Regions from separate parts of the Homo sapiens genome. Here region 2 is linked to region 1. Evidence: chromatin loops called from intact Hi-C (ENCODE). Cell type or tissue: heart left ventricle. All regions are shown on one strand. Each heading gives the region's core, and the rest is flanking DNA. Links, peaks and the distances in the headings are about the cores only.

Evidence for each region. Peaks named below come from ENCODE experiments on the same cell type or tissue, not always from the same donor. Only the 100,000 strongest peaks of a DNase experiment are listed, where the experiment ranks them.
Region 2: it touches region 1 in a loop (3-fold over the local background); 10 of 110 quality-filtered maps call a loop at or near these places.

What each region holds. Positions count from the first base shown.
Region 1 is chr1:160,289,287-160,297,598 of GRCh38, forward strand. COPA (coat protein complex I subunit alpha) reads right to left here. Exons shown (of 33, transcript NM_004371.4): 20 at 8,270-8,312; 21 at 8,057-8,152; 22 at 6,775-6,863; 23 at 6,450-6,573; 24 at 5,482-5,571; 25 at 5,198-5,307; 26 at 4,100-4,177; 27 at 3,880-3,948; 28 at 3,198-3,334; 29 at 2,726-2,912; 30 at 2,533-2,643; 31 at 2,049-2,210; 32 at 1,206-1,400; 33 at 1-930. The coding sequence ends at 871. It overlaps LOC107985219 (a long non-coding RNA gene), which reads left to right. Exons shown (of 3, transcript XR_001738265.2): 3 at 1,971-3,540. Among named protein-coding and RNA genes, the nearest start is that of PEX19, 8.3 kb to the left of the region's middle. In heart left ventricle, for the core only: a CTCF peak has its summit at 2,207 (motif pointing left); a DNase peak (open chromatin) is centred at 2,125.
Region 2 is chr1:160,215,557-160,224,047 of GRCh38, forward strand. DCAF8 (DDB1 and CUL4 associated factor 8) reads right to left here. Exons shown (of 14, transcript NM_015726.4): 11 at 7,095-7,225; 12 at 3,293-3,412; 13 at 2,768-2,884; 14 at 164-2,152. The coding sequence ends at 2,036. Among named protein-coding and RNA genes, the nearest start is that of PEA15-AS1, 11 kb to the left of the region's middle. In heart left ventricle, for the core only: a CTCF peak has its summit at 4,208 (motif pointing left); no DNase peak of the experiment used is centred there; H3K27ac peaks cover 1,988 bases.

The sequences.
Region 1 (8,312 bases), core at 1-5,000:
TAGAGATTTATTTAGTGTGAGAAATATGAGAACAATAGTTGTAAAGAACAAATCAATAACCCGCAGTGTGCATTTTGGAAAACCAAATAACTTCTTCAAATTTCTGAGTACACAGAGGGTACCTGCCTTGAAATTTAAATGTCTAAGGAAAATGGGAGATGATTAAGAGTTGGTGTGGCCTAGTCACACCAAAATGTATTTATTACATCCTGCTCCTTTCTAGTTGACAGGAAAGAAAGCTGCTGTGGGGAAAGGAGGGATAAATACTGAAGGGATTTACTAAACAAATGTCCATCACAGAGTTTTCCTTTTTTTTTTTTTTGAGACAGAGTCTTGCTCTGTCACCCAGGCTGGAATGAAGTGGTATGATCTCAGTTGAATGCAACCTCCACCTCCTAGGTTCAAGCGATTCTCATGCCTCAGCCTCCTGAGCAGCTGGGACTATAGGCGCATGCTACCATGCCAGGCTAATTTTTATATTTTTATTAGAGACGGGGTGTTGCCATGTTGGCCAGGCAGGTCTCGAACTCCTGGCCTCAGATGATCTGCCCACCGTAGCCTCCCAAAGTGCTGGGATTACAGGTATGAGCCACTCCACCCAGCCCAGAGTTTTCATTTGTTCCTTAAAATAATTAAGCTGGAAAGGCAAGGACAATTATGAGCACAACTGTAGTCAAGTTGAGAAGACCTCAAAAAAGTCAAGTTTAGACCTTCGGATTTTCCATAGAAGAGAAAAAGATACTAGGTTTTAGGGTACAGAGAGCCAGATCTGAAGAGTAGCTGCAGGGGGAAGGTGCTGTTAGAAGGAGGATATAGACACATTCTCTGGGGGGAACATATGGTGACTGACCCATGCACACAAAGGGGGCCTTAGCGAAACTGCAGAGGACTGATCCTTAAACCAATCACATCTTTGCCAATCTCTGTCACCTGTGGAAAAACAAACAAAGGAACAAGTTAGAGATTTGTAAGATTGAGAACCCTAGAAAATGTATTCCCTATACCCCTCAATGGGCACAGTAGACAGGTATTGGGGTGTTCATCACTGACTGGCCAAGAGCAGTGGGGAGATGCTCTAGCTTTCTCCAGTGTCACTGCCTCAGGGAGCAGGGGACAAGCACAAGAAGAAAAAAAGGACCACCATGTTTCTTTCTTTTTCCCCTTCGCTCAATATCCTAGATATATTTATTGAGGACAGTACTTACTGTGGTGACCCTGCAGATTTGACCTTTGAACTCAGGGGAATAGCAGGCCCCACTGAGTGGACACTTTTCTACTGGCTTTCCACGGTAGATGGGCCGATATGATGCAGCACAAATGTCAAAGGGGTTGTGCATGTCATAATTGAGCTGGTAGGCATCTGTGGGATTCTTCTCACAGGCAGACAGGATTTTTCGGGTCTAGGGGAAGGAAGGAGTATTTAGGAGGACAGAAGGCTGCAGACAACACCTCAAAGGATCCCAACACCATGGTTTGGTAGTTCCGTTGATGTGAGACACAACTGTACTGCGTGAAAAGAGGTCCCAACCTCTGTACTGGATGTATGTGAAGGGTTAACAATCACCATTCCTATTGTATCAAACTTTCCCCTTCTCAATACAAAAGTGGCTCCATAATCTAGACCCACATTCCTCCACCAACTCTAGAGATTATCAGGGTCAGGTCCTAGAAAGGGTTAAAACAGACTTCCATCACCCAAAAAGAATGCATTTGGAGGACACAAGTAATGAGATGTGTATGTGAAGCTTTGTGGTGGTTGTGATGGGATATCTGGAGCTTAAGGACAGGACTGGGGTTACTTTCAGCTGCAGTGGAGCTATTCTAGGTTGCACGGCACTCTTAGACGAGTGCCATGTCTCAATAAACTATTAATTTTCCAGGAACAAAGGAAACACCAAGTCAGGAAGTAAACAGAGGGTAGCATTCTGTTGGCTTTTTGTTGAATGTTGTTATTTATTGCTTTGTTTCAGAGGCAAGGACCTTGGTCTGCTCCCTCCATGTAAGAGCTGATCTGGCTTCCCTATGGTCACTGAAGGAGTTCCATCTACCTGTTGGGCCACCTCAGGCTTGGGCCCGAGTTCTAGTAGGCGCCGAGCAAAGGTGGCAGCTGTCTTGAAGTTCTTGAGCTTGAAGAACAGATTGAGGGCTGTACGCAGCACCAGGATCATGTGCACAGGCTGCAGGTTTGAGTGGGTGAAATAGGCTGCCATCTGGTGGACAGAAAAAGGAACACATGCCAGGTTGATGCTACACCTGGTAGAAGTCATTTCTAAGCTGCTACACATGCATAAAAAACACAACACAAAATAGGATGATGGGCTATAAAGCTGAGAGGTCTTCTACCTCCTAGGTATGGAGGACTGGTGAGATGAGGAAGTAGGATGAAGAAATGTATCCTCCCCTCATAGAAATGAAGGGCCTAAATTTCTCTTCATCCCCACTCAGATCTGGGTTTGAAATTAAAGAATTCAAACCTAGTGAAGGGTGAAGGGAAGGACGTCTCTGTTGTGCTCAGGGTCCTATAGATCTTACCTCACAGATGCGCTTCTGCTGTTCTAGAGTCTCTTTGGGCAGCTTCTTCCTTTCTGTCTCCACGGACAAACCCACAATGTACTCACGGCAAATGGTGATGAGCTGCTGGGCCTGTAGAGGGGGCAGAAGGTCAGGATACAGAGACAAGAATGTGGAAGTGCCCAGAACTGGGACAGCGGCTAGACCCTCCTACCTCTGCAATCTCTTGTTTATTGTCCACAACAAGAAGTGGCACACTGAGAAGGATGGAACGGAATTTTTCCACAGCCTCCTCAAATTTGCCAACTGTGGTGAGCTGGTAGCACAGCTGCAACCGTTGGATGAGGTCATTAAGCTTCAGGCCCACAGCTGGTACACCATTCTTCAGCCCTGCATCCTTCCTGGAAAGGGAAAAGTAGGAAGAAGACAGGATAGTCAGTAGGCAACTAGGACCCAATTTCCTTTTCTGGCAAACATCCTCATAGCTACCCTCCTGTCTCCTGTTAAAGTAGCTGGGGAAGAGGATGACAGCAGGTGTAAACCAACCCCATAGAGTAACAAACCAAAGATCTTTTTCTACTGGGAAACCCTAGCTCTGAGAGAATTCTGACTATGTCACTGAGGCTACCATCTGAAATATCGACCACAACTTGGAACAGATGAAAGCAAAGAGAAAAGGGCCTTACCAGTTGCGATTAGGATAGCCATACATGGAGGGTAGGCAGGGCAGAGCCTGATAGGTTGTGCGGCCTCGGGCGTATGTCTGTAGGAACAGTTGCTTGTAGGGGCCAAACTGGATTACCCCTACTTGGTCATGAAGGAGCTGGAACAGAAGGAAAGAAACAAGGATTTTGGCCCTGCTGCATAAAAAGCTACTTTTCCTTGGGCAAGGTAATTAATTTCTCTGTTCACGTTTCCTCATCAGTAAAATACACTTAATTGTAAGACCTACCTCATTTAATGATACCTATTAAAGTATTTAGGATAGTGCCTGGCACACAGTGAACATTAAATAAACGTTAGCAGTTATTGCAGTGTTATCATTATTGTTGTTATTATAACAATACTGGCTTAGTGTTCAAAACAGACCTCTGCTTGGAAAGGGGTACTTATCTCACTGATATGAGCCAGAAAGCAAGCTATAAATGGGTGGAAGATGACTGAAGGATATGCCCTAAGAGATTACTAGGCCAAGTGGAAGGCAGATAACAGGAAGGCAAGTGTACTTAACAAAGATAAAGAGTTTTCATGAAAAATATACACCTTTCCCCTTATGGGTAGGATAATTTCCCTTGATTAAAATGAGTCAACCATCTCCCGGGGACCCTGGGCTAGGCACACTCAAGAGGAAAAGCCAAGGTTACTTACCCGCATGGCTGTTTCGAAAGAGCCTGCCAGGATGTGATCAACTGGAAGCTGAGAGTTATTACACCAGATCTAACAAGAAACAAAAAAACCCAAGCCAAGTGAAACTTTGTCCCTTCTCTATTCTCCTCTGTAACTATAGTAGAAAAGTAGCCAACACCTGTTATATACCAATCAAGTATTAGCCACTCATCCCTGCCGTGCTAGGTTTCTTCCCGCTTACCTGAGTTGGACTTGTTCCCTTGGTTGGGGGCACAAAGAAACCATCTTCAGCCCCACCAGCTGCCCCAGGGGATATATCCTAGGGGAAAAACAAAAATTGAGTATTGAGTAATTTTTTTTTTTTTTTTGAGACAGGGTCACACTCTGTCACCTAGACTGGAGTACAGAGGCATGATCTCGGCACACTGCAACCTCTGCCTCCCATGCTCAAGCAATCCTCCAACCTCAGCTTCCCGAGTAGCTGGGACTGCAGGCATGAGTCACCACACCTGGCTAATTTTTGTATTTTTTTGTAGAGATGGGGTTTTGCCATGTTGCCCAGGCTGGTCTCCAACTCCTGAGTTCAAGTGATCTGCCTGGCTCAGCCTCCCAAAGTGCTAGCATTACAGGCGTGAGCCACTGTGCCCAGCCAAATTGAGTAATTTTTTAAGCCATTCAAGCACTTTGTTCTGTTGAATCTAGAACACAACCATTTACATTGTTCCCTGCCCCCACTGAGGAAGAGGGGTGATAGTTGTGGGAGAAGGCTGCCAAAATAGGAGCCACCTCACCAGTGACAAAATGACATATCAAAAACTCCAATTCAGATGAAACAGCTTGCTACCTTCTCATAAGCTGCTGCTGGCAGAACGCTGATTACCTCATTCTTCTTTCTTTCAAATGGGAGTTAAGCATCAGATTAGAGATAAGTCCTACATCCTCTCCTCTTGGAGCATATCAGGATAGATGGAAGTGACAAGGCCACTAACTTTGACTCTCTCGTTCTTCCTGCTTCTTTTACTTTTTAAAATAGAGACAGGGTCTTGCTATGGTGCCCAGGCTGGTCTTGAACTCCTGGGCTCAAGCAATTGTCCTGCCTTAGCCTCCCAAAGTGCTGGGATTACAGGCATGAGTCACCGTGCCCAGCCATCTTCCTTCTTTCAAATGGGAGATAAGCATCAGACTAGGAGGGTCTAGTCCCCTTCCCAGAAGGGCTGACCTTAGGATAGTGGTAGGGGATAGGATAGGAGACCTGAGGATAGTGGTAGGGGACAATAAGGCCTCTGGCTTCCACAGGGAGATACGGAGAGAACCTTCTAAGGGTACAAATTCCACATACCAGCTCAGGAGGGAGCTCCAGATCTTCTTCTACATCCCAGCCACCTCCTTCTTCCTGTCCCTTGCCAAGAGCATCATCCCCCAAACCTTCTGTAGCCTCCACAAACCCATCTGTAAGGAAAATTCAAGCTCAAAACAGATTTGGGCAGTGGCATAATCTTAGCCAAAGGAAGTAAAATCAATCCTAGTTCGTTTCATGGCCTGGAAGTCTGCAGAGCTACCCACAACCCAGTCCCAATCCAAGGTGTCCATCACCCCAGAACAGTCTTAAAACAGCACTTTTACCTTCATCCAACTGCAGCTCTGCATCCTCTCCCCAGCCCTCTGTACCAACAGTGTCAATGTCAATGTCAGCAGCCAGTGCTCCTCCCTTCCCTACAGAGGGAAGGAACAGAACGGAACTGGTTATAGTCCAGCAAGTCTGAGATACGGCCTTTTCTGTAGGCAGGTTAAATCCTTTCAAAAACAGGTGCCAAGCTTCTGCCTACTTACTATTTATTTTTGTGTATTATTTATTTTTGTGGTATATATGTTATGCTAACTTGCAGTAGCTTTCACAGAGGGAGGGAATAGAAGACAGATGGAAGGAACTGGCCTTCCTGCTACCAAAAACTGGCTCTTAAATAATTTGTACTTACCAGCCTTTGGCTACCAACTCTTGAATTTCTTCCTGAGCGCTTTGCTAAGCTACCACCACTACAATGTGTACAGGGCATCAGGCATAGGGTAGATAGAGGAGGTGGAGAAAAGAGTGGGGTTTGGCACAAAATGCTCAAGAGTCTGTTTAGGCTCTTACTCACGGGAAATGAACTAGGAGACCCAGAAAACAGGAGGAGGTTAAGGGTGGAAGTGGTGGAGGGTGATAGCACACATCTGCCTATACCCACATACCGGAATTACAGGTAGTTGAATTAGTACCTTTAAGATTGTATGTCATGAATGATAAAATACTGAACAAAGAACATGACTACATATATAGTAAAACCTAAGAAAATACACCAAAATATTAACCGAAGTTATTGATGGTAGTAGAGGGATCCCTTTTTTTCTCCCTATTTTCCAAATTTTCTTTAATGACCTGAAAATGCTATCTTAAGTTTTTAAGACTGCACCATAAATGACTGGCATTTCAATATTCCATTAGGCTCCATGCAGAAAAAAAGGACAAGTTAAACTAAATGCTAATGGTATTCTCTAGGACAGTTCTTCACAAAACAAACAACAAAAGTGCTATGGGAGAAATAGGTACTTACCTTTGCTGGCAATGGTGCCTTCAAAAAATCCTTTGGATACAGTCAATAAAGGCCAATTGGTATCCAATGGCATGATAGGTGCAGGTGGCTGGAGCAGCTTGGCATTAGGGTCAATGTCTGGGATCTGAATAGTAGAAGAAAAGAGGCTAAAAACAAATAGCACTTGGAAGTCACGTAAGGAAAGTTATGGAGCCTCCTTTGATCTCATTTGTTTCTCTGCCTCTCCTGGTAACCAGGTGGGAGAGTGACATTCATAATTTTAAATTGTTCTAAGATCCTAGAGTTAATCCTGTAATAAGAGACAATTATGTAAATAAAGACTCACTGTCTCCTTCTCTGGGTCAAATGTCTCCTTTAGGCTCTCAGCTTCTTCATCTAAGCCATGGGTAGCAGCTGTGAGATAGGCCAGGGACTCTGTAGAGAAAACAGACTTTGTGGTATAGGTACATTTCCAAATGCATGCTGCTGTGGTAAGCAACCTCTGAAATGGCCCCCCAGTAATCCCTGACTCCTGGTATTCAAGTTGTTGCAAAATACCCACCTCTTAAGTGTGGGCTGGATTTATTAAATAGCTTCTAATGGATGGAACATGGCAGATGTGATGGGATGTTACTTCCTAGATCTGGTTACAAAGATTGTGGCTTCTATCTTGGGGTGCCCTCTTTTGCTCACTTGCTGTAAGGGAAACTAGCTACCACGTTACAAACTCCTATGGAGAGGTCAACACGAAAAGAAAGTGATGTTTCTTAGACAACAGGGAGCAAGGACATGGGGGCTGCCAATGGCCATTGAGTGAGTGCAGAAGTAGATTCTCTCCCCGGTGAGTCTTCAGATATCTGCAGTTCTGGCCAACACTTTGACTGTAGCCTCATGAGAGATCCTAAGCCGGAGGCACCTAGCTAAGCCATGCCACAAATTGTGAAATAATAAATGTTTGTGGTTTTAAACTACTAAATTTGGGGATAATTTGTTACACAGAAATAGAGAACTAATATAGCTGCTTATCTTTGAGACGTATCCATCCGTGCTGAGAACCTTGGATATCCCTGACTCCTCTCTGTTACATCTCAAATCTAGTTACCGCAATAAATCATGTTGTTTCTACCTTAAAATATATCCTGAATCTGACCACTGCTCACCCCTCCACTAATAGCGCCTTGGTCCAAACCTCATCTTTCACCTTGCTTGTTTCCTAATGTATCTTAAATGCTAATATAATGCTTGGTATATAGTGGGTTCTCAAAAAATATCCCTTGACTATATACATGAATAAATGAGTGAAACCTCCAAACTGAAAATAAAGAATAAAATTCTAATGGCATCCAACCAAGTGCATTTACTAGGGCGTCCACTCAAGACCTTTTAAAACCTCCTATCTCCCCCATGAATAACTATTCTCCTAAGGGTGTTTGGCTGGACTGAATATTCTGGCTGCACCTCCCTTTGGCTTTGAAGAAAATCTTCTAAGCACAGTAGGAGCATGTTGTCTCTCCTAAAAAAATGCACAATAAAGAGAAATCCCTCACCACTATACACAGATTAACTCAACAAAAACAGAAAAATACTTCCTCAGACCCTGAAAAAGCTGGCAAGTCTCGGATACTTACTCTGTCCACAGTTCTTCAGGATCCGCACACGCTCTGACACATCACCCAGGTATAGGGCATTCTGATAGTGGCCACTCATGTCCTTTCTGATCTCAGCTGCACCAAGTAAGAGACACCAAGTTAGGTCTTTTCTCTTAAGTTCTCTTTCTCCTTAATTCACCTTCCTCCTTCCCCCAAGAACCCCTCTTCCCATCCTTAGTTTGAGGGCCTCACCAATCTTCATCATCTTGCGAAGTTTTTCTAAGTTGCCAGTGAT
Region 2 (8,491 bases), core at 2,167-7,166, 72 kb before region 1:
GTCTCCAATTGGAGCCCAAGCACTGGAAATACGGGTCTCCCAAAATGGACTTTCTAACACTGTATCATGTGCAGAATGAGAGGGGAAGGCTAGGTACCTACATTAGTAGGAACAAAAACCATCCATTGTGAATAAATGGACCACATACCACACAGAGCAGCAGTCGGGAGAAGAAAAGCTTTACTGGGAGAAAATACAACAAATTCCAGAGTGCATGGTTTTTAGCCCACCCTATCACCCCACCAGCAATAGGAACACAGACCACTCGATCACCACACATTCCCTACCTCAGGGAGTAAGTACAGCAGCCAACATCTGGTCTCAGAGCTGCTGGGAAAAGGGGCAGGAGGAAGAAGTATCTGGGAATACCATTCTCTCACTCTTTTCCCCTCCTTCCTGGCCTGATTTAGAAGAATCTGACTGTCCCAGGATACAGAATTCTTGGTTGGATCTTGTGGAACTGGGGGCAAAAAAATAGCAGCAAAAGCACTTAAGGGCAAGAATTCAGCTGGGACTTTCAGACTCAGTGACCAGTGATAAGACAAGTGCCCAAGCTCCAGCCACTGTAATCAGTCCTTAGATTAATGACTTATTCCTCAATCCTAAAATATCAAGAGGTGGACAAGGTTTAAGTCAAACCCAGGAAGTCTTTCCCTTCACTCTTCTATAAAGAAGGGAACTGGCATGAAGTTGGATGGCTTAATGATCAAGCAGCTAAAGGTAAGAGAGACAGAGTGAGAGAGTGTGTATGTATGTGTGTGGTGTGTGTGTACATGTCTTCTGTCACAAAGTACCACAATAGTCTGCAGTGGTGGCACCACCCTAAAGTAGTTAAGTTTTAAAGACAGGCCAGCCTCTGGTTAGAAGAGCCATCCTTGGAACCCCCTACAAGACTTAAGGAGAGGTAGGAGATCTGAGGCAGAGCTGAGAGGAATTTCCTGTTTTTCCCAACCCCTACACCAAAGCAGGGAACCAGGAAGGGCAGAAATGAGGATCCTTCCATTCTCAAGCCTCCTAAAACCTAAAGGGTAAGTCCCAATCTCTAGTGACCATACACAGAGGTAAACTGACCCCAGGTGTCACTTCCACACCATTACTCTTGTTCACTCTTAAGTCCCTTTATTGCATTCAGAGAATATATAGGTATTTAAACTTTGACAATAATTTTACCTTGATACATCCAAGTTTGACTTGCTTTTTAATATATTTATAGATATAAAATTAGGCCTCTAACAGTGATAGGGACAGGGAGATTGCTGCCACCAAACAATGTTTCTTAAAAAAATAACAGAAGAGGTAATATCCTTCCTATTCTTCCTTCACTTCTGCCCCTCCTCCCACCTCTTCCCAGCCTCCCTCACCTGACCTATTTAGGGGGTGATGGGATGAAGAGAAGAGAGTGAAGGATATGTAATCAAGTGCAAAATACTGTGGTAAGTACAGAGAATGAATAAGGTGGAAAGGAAAGTGAAGAGTGTGGGATGGTTAGGGGCTTTAAGGACTTCCCAGGAAAATAGGATTCTGGGATGGGGTTGCTGGGGGTGGGGGGGGAGCCAACTGTCATAAACTTTTAAAAAACAAAGGAAGAAAAGGTCAAAAACCTAAACCAAAGAGAGAGTGGCACTCCTACCCTCCACTCTGGCCCCTTGGTACTGAATAGCCAGTTGTTCCCCCCACCCCTCCCCCAGCCCAAGAAACAAGGGAGATTAAAGAAAAAGAAACCCCATTCCCTATCCCAAACCAGTTAACAAAATAGGCTTCCCTCTCCTCTCAAAAAGAGGCTTTGGGGAGAGGCCATTTCTGCCGAGTCCTATGCACCTCTCCATAGAGCCCCATTCCAGGGCTCAACTCCCATTCCTAGGTACTCTTTGTTGGTTCACTCCTCTGGTTTGTCCTTCTCCTGGGATGTCTTTCTTTTATCTAAAGCAAAAAGTCCAAAGTGCGTTTCTGCTGAATGTAGGGCCTGGGACAGGAAAGGGTTGCCCAGGCAGGATCAGGTTGGCAGCCCCAGCCTGCCCCACCTAGGTATGAGGCCTCAAGATGGCATGCACTGCACCCGGTCAGGGCCCTCCTCCTCGTCCGATGTGTCTGAGGAGCTGGGAGACTCATCAGAGTCCGCGTCTGTGGCCCCAACCCCAGGTTCTCGCCAGCGCTGTGGATGGGAAAGGCTTGTTAGTAACTTCCCTGGATGGAACAAGGACAAGCCTGTTAGGTCTTAGCCAGAATTTAGATGCTTTAGGCCAGAGATCAGCAGAATTTTTCTTAAAGGGCCAGAGAGTAAATACTTTAGACTTGTGGTCTATATGGTCTTTATTGCAACTATTCAACTCATTGTAGCGTGAAGGCCGCCACAGACAATACACAGAATGGGTATGGCTGCAAGCCAATGAAACTTTATTTACAAAAACCAGCAGCAGGCCAACTGCCAGTTTGCCAACCCCTGAACTAGGCCTCTTTTGGCATAAGAGGAAAAATAGAAGGGTCACACTGAGACTTGTTATTTCTTCTCAATTCCCTCCTCCACCCTCCAGCTTTTGCCTTTATGAAGATAGCATTACACATGGACGGCAATGGACAAAAGTAGATACCACCCTTTTCTGCTGATGTCTCTTCCAAGGCTATATCAGGGATCTGATGGGGACAGAGGACAGTGGATAGGAAATCCGACCAAGATCACCTGATTACTGCTTGAAGTCACTACTCTGGAACTTTTTAGCCCTCTTAAAAGGGTCACTCCCTTGGGAATTCATTTCCAACCCTAGCTTACCCGGTGATGGCGTCTCTGTCTCAGGTGATGCATAAGGAACCACAGCATGTGACTATCAAACAGGTCAGTTTGGTGCAAGCTATCTTCATCCCGCTCCCGCTTGTTCTTCTTAATCACCTGGAACCCAAAAAGGTTGGGAAGAGGGGGCAGCAATGAAGAGGAACCCGGGACCTGATCAAGAAGGCTGATCTCCTATCCCAATAAAAGCTTCCCTTAAGTTGAAGTGGAGCTACATTAGATTAGGAAATGATGCCCTAGGTTCAGCTGCTGAAAAGGTAGCAGGCTTTAATACAGAATAATTCTTAAAGATGCTCCTTATCCCCATCCTATTACAAATTAGTGCCACTTCACAGCTGCCCCCTGGAGCAGGACTATTCCTACAGAGGAAATTACAGGAATGTGGGGGAGGGTGTTAGAGCAGTGCCTTTAAAGAACTGGGCAGCAAGTTATTCCTCCCTATGACAATAAGAATCAACAGTATGTGGATAAGCAGAAAGAAAATAACTTCTGCAGTCAGCCACTTACATCTTTTAACCCTGTCAGCTCAGTGGAAGCTTCAGCTGTGGGTGCCCAGATCTTCACATCATGGTCTAGGCCACTGGTTGCCAGCACAGGCAGGTGAGGGTGGGGCTCAAGACAGTTTACCTGGTCAGGAAGAAAGGAAAACACAGACTCAGCAGTGTGTGGGAGTAGGGTTTAAAAACCACTACTCACCTTGAGCCAAATAACTGCCCTTGATCAGGGCTGAGGCAGCTGCTGGGGAAGGGAGGCCCACCCATCCTGAGCCTAAGCCAAAGGGCACTGAGGGTAGAGAAACCAGACACAGACTGGGTATAAGACCAGGCACATCAATCATTTCCTATGTATAGGTCGGGGGTGGCTTCATCCCCAGATATGGCCCTAGGGGTGGGTGAGTGGACTGCCCAAGCTTACTGCTGGCTTCGTAAGAAGACAATGAAATCCAGATGACCTCATTCACTCCAGATTCCAAAGCTCCAACTTGCCCAAGGCTGGAAAAAACCATCTCAGTGGCTTTCACCAAGTGGCAAATAAATTTTAAAAAATGAAGAAAGCAGCAGCTGCCAATGAACCCCCAGAGAAGAGTCGGAGAACTATATTCATTTGGCAGTGTTTACTAGAACTGGAGGAAGGCACAGGCTGAGAAGAGGAGGCTGAGTTGCAGGGAGTGGTGGGAGTGATGGAGGCTCATGTCTGCTTGAGAGAACCTTGCACATCCCAGGGGGAACATCCTACTACTTGCCCTGAGCACAACAGGCTCAGCTATAAGGCAGCACATTAAAACCAAGCAGCTTCTTGGGGCTCCCAAAGCCTCAATCTCAGCCACCCTCTGGGTAAATTCACTGAACAAGGCAAAAGAAATAAACTCCAGCAGGCAGGCCTTCTAGCTTAGGCAGCTTCCTTCTGTCCGAAAGGCACCCAATGCCCCCTGCTGTCTGACTTGGAAACATGAGCTTCCCTAAGGGAAGGGCAGGGAAGTTCCTACCCCATCCAGAAGAGTTAGTTCCAGATCTAGCTGCTAAAGCATTTTGAGTCTTTTAGTGAAAAGAGGAACACATAGGAAAGGCACCCTGCCTTGCAGCTGGACCTATAGTCCAAGAAAACAACTTCTTTTAGTTCTCTCTGGACCAACCACCTCCGCTGCCTCACCTGCACAGGCAGAGAACAGCTGAGGAGAAGTCAAGGGCAGGCATGGAAAATAGAGCTGACCTACAGACTTCCCACTTACTTTGACTTCCATCTTACAAATAAACAAATGCTCAGAAAAGACTGAAGCTAAGACTGAGCTTATGAATAAAACAGAAACCCCGTTCTTTATCTCCTCCTCCCATTCCACATATCAGCCTATTGTGAAGTTTATCTTTGGGCTCTTTTAGGCAGTGCAGTTAAAGTCCAATGCCTGGAATAGTATCTATCTATAGTAATGGACAACTTACATATACAAACCTGCACTTTTTCATCTATCTCCTAATAAGCCCTTGTTACAGACCTGTACTCTGAGCTAGCTCTGCTTGAATAAGTCAGGAAAATAAAAAAACACAGGGGAACAATTCCTTGGAACTTAAGACTAAGGAAAAAGCCAGTGGCAAGAGGAACAAGAGAATAACATACAGTACCTGAATTGGAGCCTGCGGGGGGAGCCGACAGAGAACTTCTGGGCCAGAGTACCTGGTCACTTCACCAGACCTGTCTGAATGCCAGGACTTATCCTGTCAATAATGCCTGAGCAGAGAAAAGAGCTCTGGCCTTAGATGACTGGGCTGGGGGAATGTAGAGAATGGGATCAAGCATCAAAGTGCTCTTGGGAGACTAAGGGGCTGTCCTCTGATACCACCCCCAACCCTTGTCCCTGTGAAGCTGAATGGGAACAAAGAAAAGATCCTCAAATCAGTCAGGAGATCTGGGCAAGGCAGAAAATAACTTCTAAGATCTTTGGTTCTAACATTCTACGTTACAATTACATTCTACTCTACATTTACAATTTGCATGATATAGAACTGCTGAGTCTACTACATTGAAAGTAGTGCCTGGTAACCCCCACTGCTGGAAAATTAGGACCAAAAAACAGAGCAGAGGGAGCCAAGTAAAAGACCACATCGATCATTCAGCTTACACAGAGACAAGAATATGTAAGGAAATTTGCTTCAGGGGTAGCCTCTATATCTCTTATTCTACTCATTTACTCTTAGGACCACTAAAACTTAGGCCTGGGGCCCACCCATCCCAAGTAGATGCCTTCCTCACCTGGGCAAATGGGTTAATCATCAAACCCTGGCATTGGCTGAGCTAAAAGCAAACTGGCCTGCAGAATGCTTTTGGAGAATGGACAAATGCTGGCCTGGGAGAGGGCATTCAGCCCTGCATCTCTCTGGAACAGAATGCAAGGCAATAGCTTATGTCAAGAAAAAATTCACTGGCCCCTTCTGACTTCCTTTCTCTAAATGCCTATTGCATAATTCCCATTAAGACTCAAGTGTTTTGGGTTTGTTCACTGCAGATGACACAGGGGGACCTATGGAAGAGTTGGAAATGAAGCAGGGAAGAGTGAGACACACCTTGAACTTCTAGACTCCTCTCCATTTGTATTCAAACCATAAAAACCCTAGATCTATGCAGGTCCCAGGTCCCTGAAATTTAGAGGAAACCAGAAGAAAATTTGAAATACCCTTTCACCAGGGCAAGAAAAACATAAGGAATGGGATCCTGATTGCAAAGAACCATTCTAAATTCTAAAACCACTCTCTGAAAAAACCTCATCAAGAGATGGCTAGGCTCTTTGAAGTTCCCCACAGCTAAGAAGGAATAAAAAGGAAGAGAGACTTAGCTGTCTCAGTCATTCCTTAGAGGCCTTGGATAACCAGACTATTCTGGGCAATCAGTATAATTTAGTCTTCCAAACTGTGTTTTTCCCATCTCCTGTGGTCCAAAAACCTTGTAACAGAAAGCGATTGAACTCCTTCCTAATTCTAGGTCTCAAAAAAAAAAAAAAAAAAAAAAAGATAAGGTTAACCAGATACATCTTAAGAGCTGATTGCTCTTCATTCCCTAACTCGATTCTCACTCTTCCTTTTTGCCCTAACTCCACAGAGGGCTGCAGAACTCAAAGGCCAGGCAGACTATGATACGATCATGGGTTATACAGCAAGCAGACTGCTCAGCTACTAAAAAACAATTGCCACATTTGCGTTCTCCTTATATGTACACATGTATATGTGTTTGTTATCTATTTGAATGTACGCATGACATTTCACCCCTAAATACTTCAACATGTATCTCTTAAGTACAAGAATATTCTAAGTAATCAAATCAATTTAATATTGAATACCATGTTATCTAATGTATAAACCATATTCTAATTTTCCCAACTGTCCAAAAAATGCTCTTTATAGCTTTTATCTGCTAATCTAAGATCCAGCCAAGATCACTACTTAGTTTAGTTTAAAGGGAAGAGACATGGAGAAATCTTTAGCCTTGTGTAGGAGGGTACGCCCTGAACACTAACGCTTTTTCATTTGGAAAAGGTGCACGTCTAGAGATAAGTTACATCACTCAGGACAGGACAGAGGTTCTTCCCTAAGATCCCTTTCTTGTCTCAATAAACTGTGCTTTACAGGGACAGAAGATAGGAACAGGAAGAAAATACTCCATCAAAAACTCAGCACCTCCAGGCTAACTAGTCTTTTATGGCTGGCTGGACCTCTAAAACATGGTATCATGTAGTCACAGTGAGAATTCAGTGTCCCTGCTAAAACCTACCTTAATGACTGGAGAGATTAGGGAGCCAGCCAGCTCAGCACACCATACTCACCACGCCTCCCTTGTCCCCCTCCATGAACTGAATAATCTGGCAGGATGATTTCTCCCAGAGGAAGATGTGCCCACAGTCACTACCGCTCACCACAAACTCACTCTTGGGGCCATAGAAATTGACGCCTTTTACTGAAATGATAAATGAGGGAAGAAACCACATGAGGGTTGGCATCAGGCCTATATACATTCATCTCAAAGGGAATTTAGTTATTCACAAACTCTAAATCAGCTAGATTATGCATGTTTAACAGATAGTTATAGGAATCACACCAGTCCCAAGAGATGATTTATATTCTCCCAAAGAGCTCGCTCCTTAGGGCAGAGGAATCTGCAGTCCTTTAGCAGCAGCCTTAGTCTCTCAAGTTTATACCCTATCAAGTAACCACAGGCCTCTCTAATCTCTTACCTGTCCCACCCTGAATCATCCCAGCTCTGCCTACTCTTAGGCAGCACTGTCTTATGGCCTAGGATTATCTTTGATATGTGGACTTCATTGGTACCTTGTCAATATTTCTGGGTCATCAGCTGATCTGAGACTGATGAAGGTATATGCCACAACTGCCTCGAGAAGCAAGTGATCTGTGCTTGCTACCATTAACAGGGCTCCACTCTCCGGAATCAGTAAAAGAAGCCAAGAGTTCCAATGACTATGGTCAGTACAATATTGGCCATGAGACTGGCACCCTTCCTTTATCTGCCTGTGTACTGAGATCCAAGAACAGATTTTTCCCTCCCTTCTTACCAGCTCAGGAAAAAAAATAAAACTAACCTCTAACTGCTATCTCCAAGACAAAATCATGACAGGTATCTGCTAGGAGTGGTAACAATAGAGAAATGATTCCTCAACTTTCCTGGACATTAGAATCATGTGGGTAGTTTTTAAAAATCTCAGTGCTCAAGTTGCAGTCCATCCCTATTAAATCAGAATATATGGGGTTAAGGCCAAACTGTTATTTTTAAAAGAACACCAGGATTGGGATTGGTGGCTCATGCCCAGCACTTTGGGAAGTCGAGGCAGGCGGATCACTTGAGCCCAGGAGTTAGAGACCAGCTTGGGCAACATGGTGAAACCCCATCTCCACAAAAAATACAAAAATTAGCCAGGTGTAGAGGCATGCACCTGTAGTCCCAGCTACTCACGAGGCTGAAGTGGGAAGATCACCTGAGCCCGGGAGGTTGAGGCTGCAGTGCCTGGGAGGTCAAGGCTGCAGTGAGCCATAATTGCACCATTGCACTCCAGCCTGGACAACAGAGTGAGATCCTGTCTCATAAACACAAAACAAAACACATCAGATGATTTCAATGTGCCCCAAAGTTTGGGAACCACAGACATGGAACAAAACAGGCCAATCTTGGGCTAGTTACTACCACCATTCCTCCTCTTCTGCCTCATCT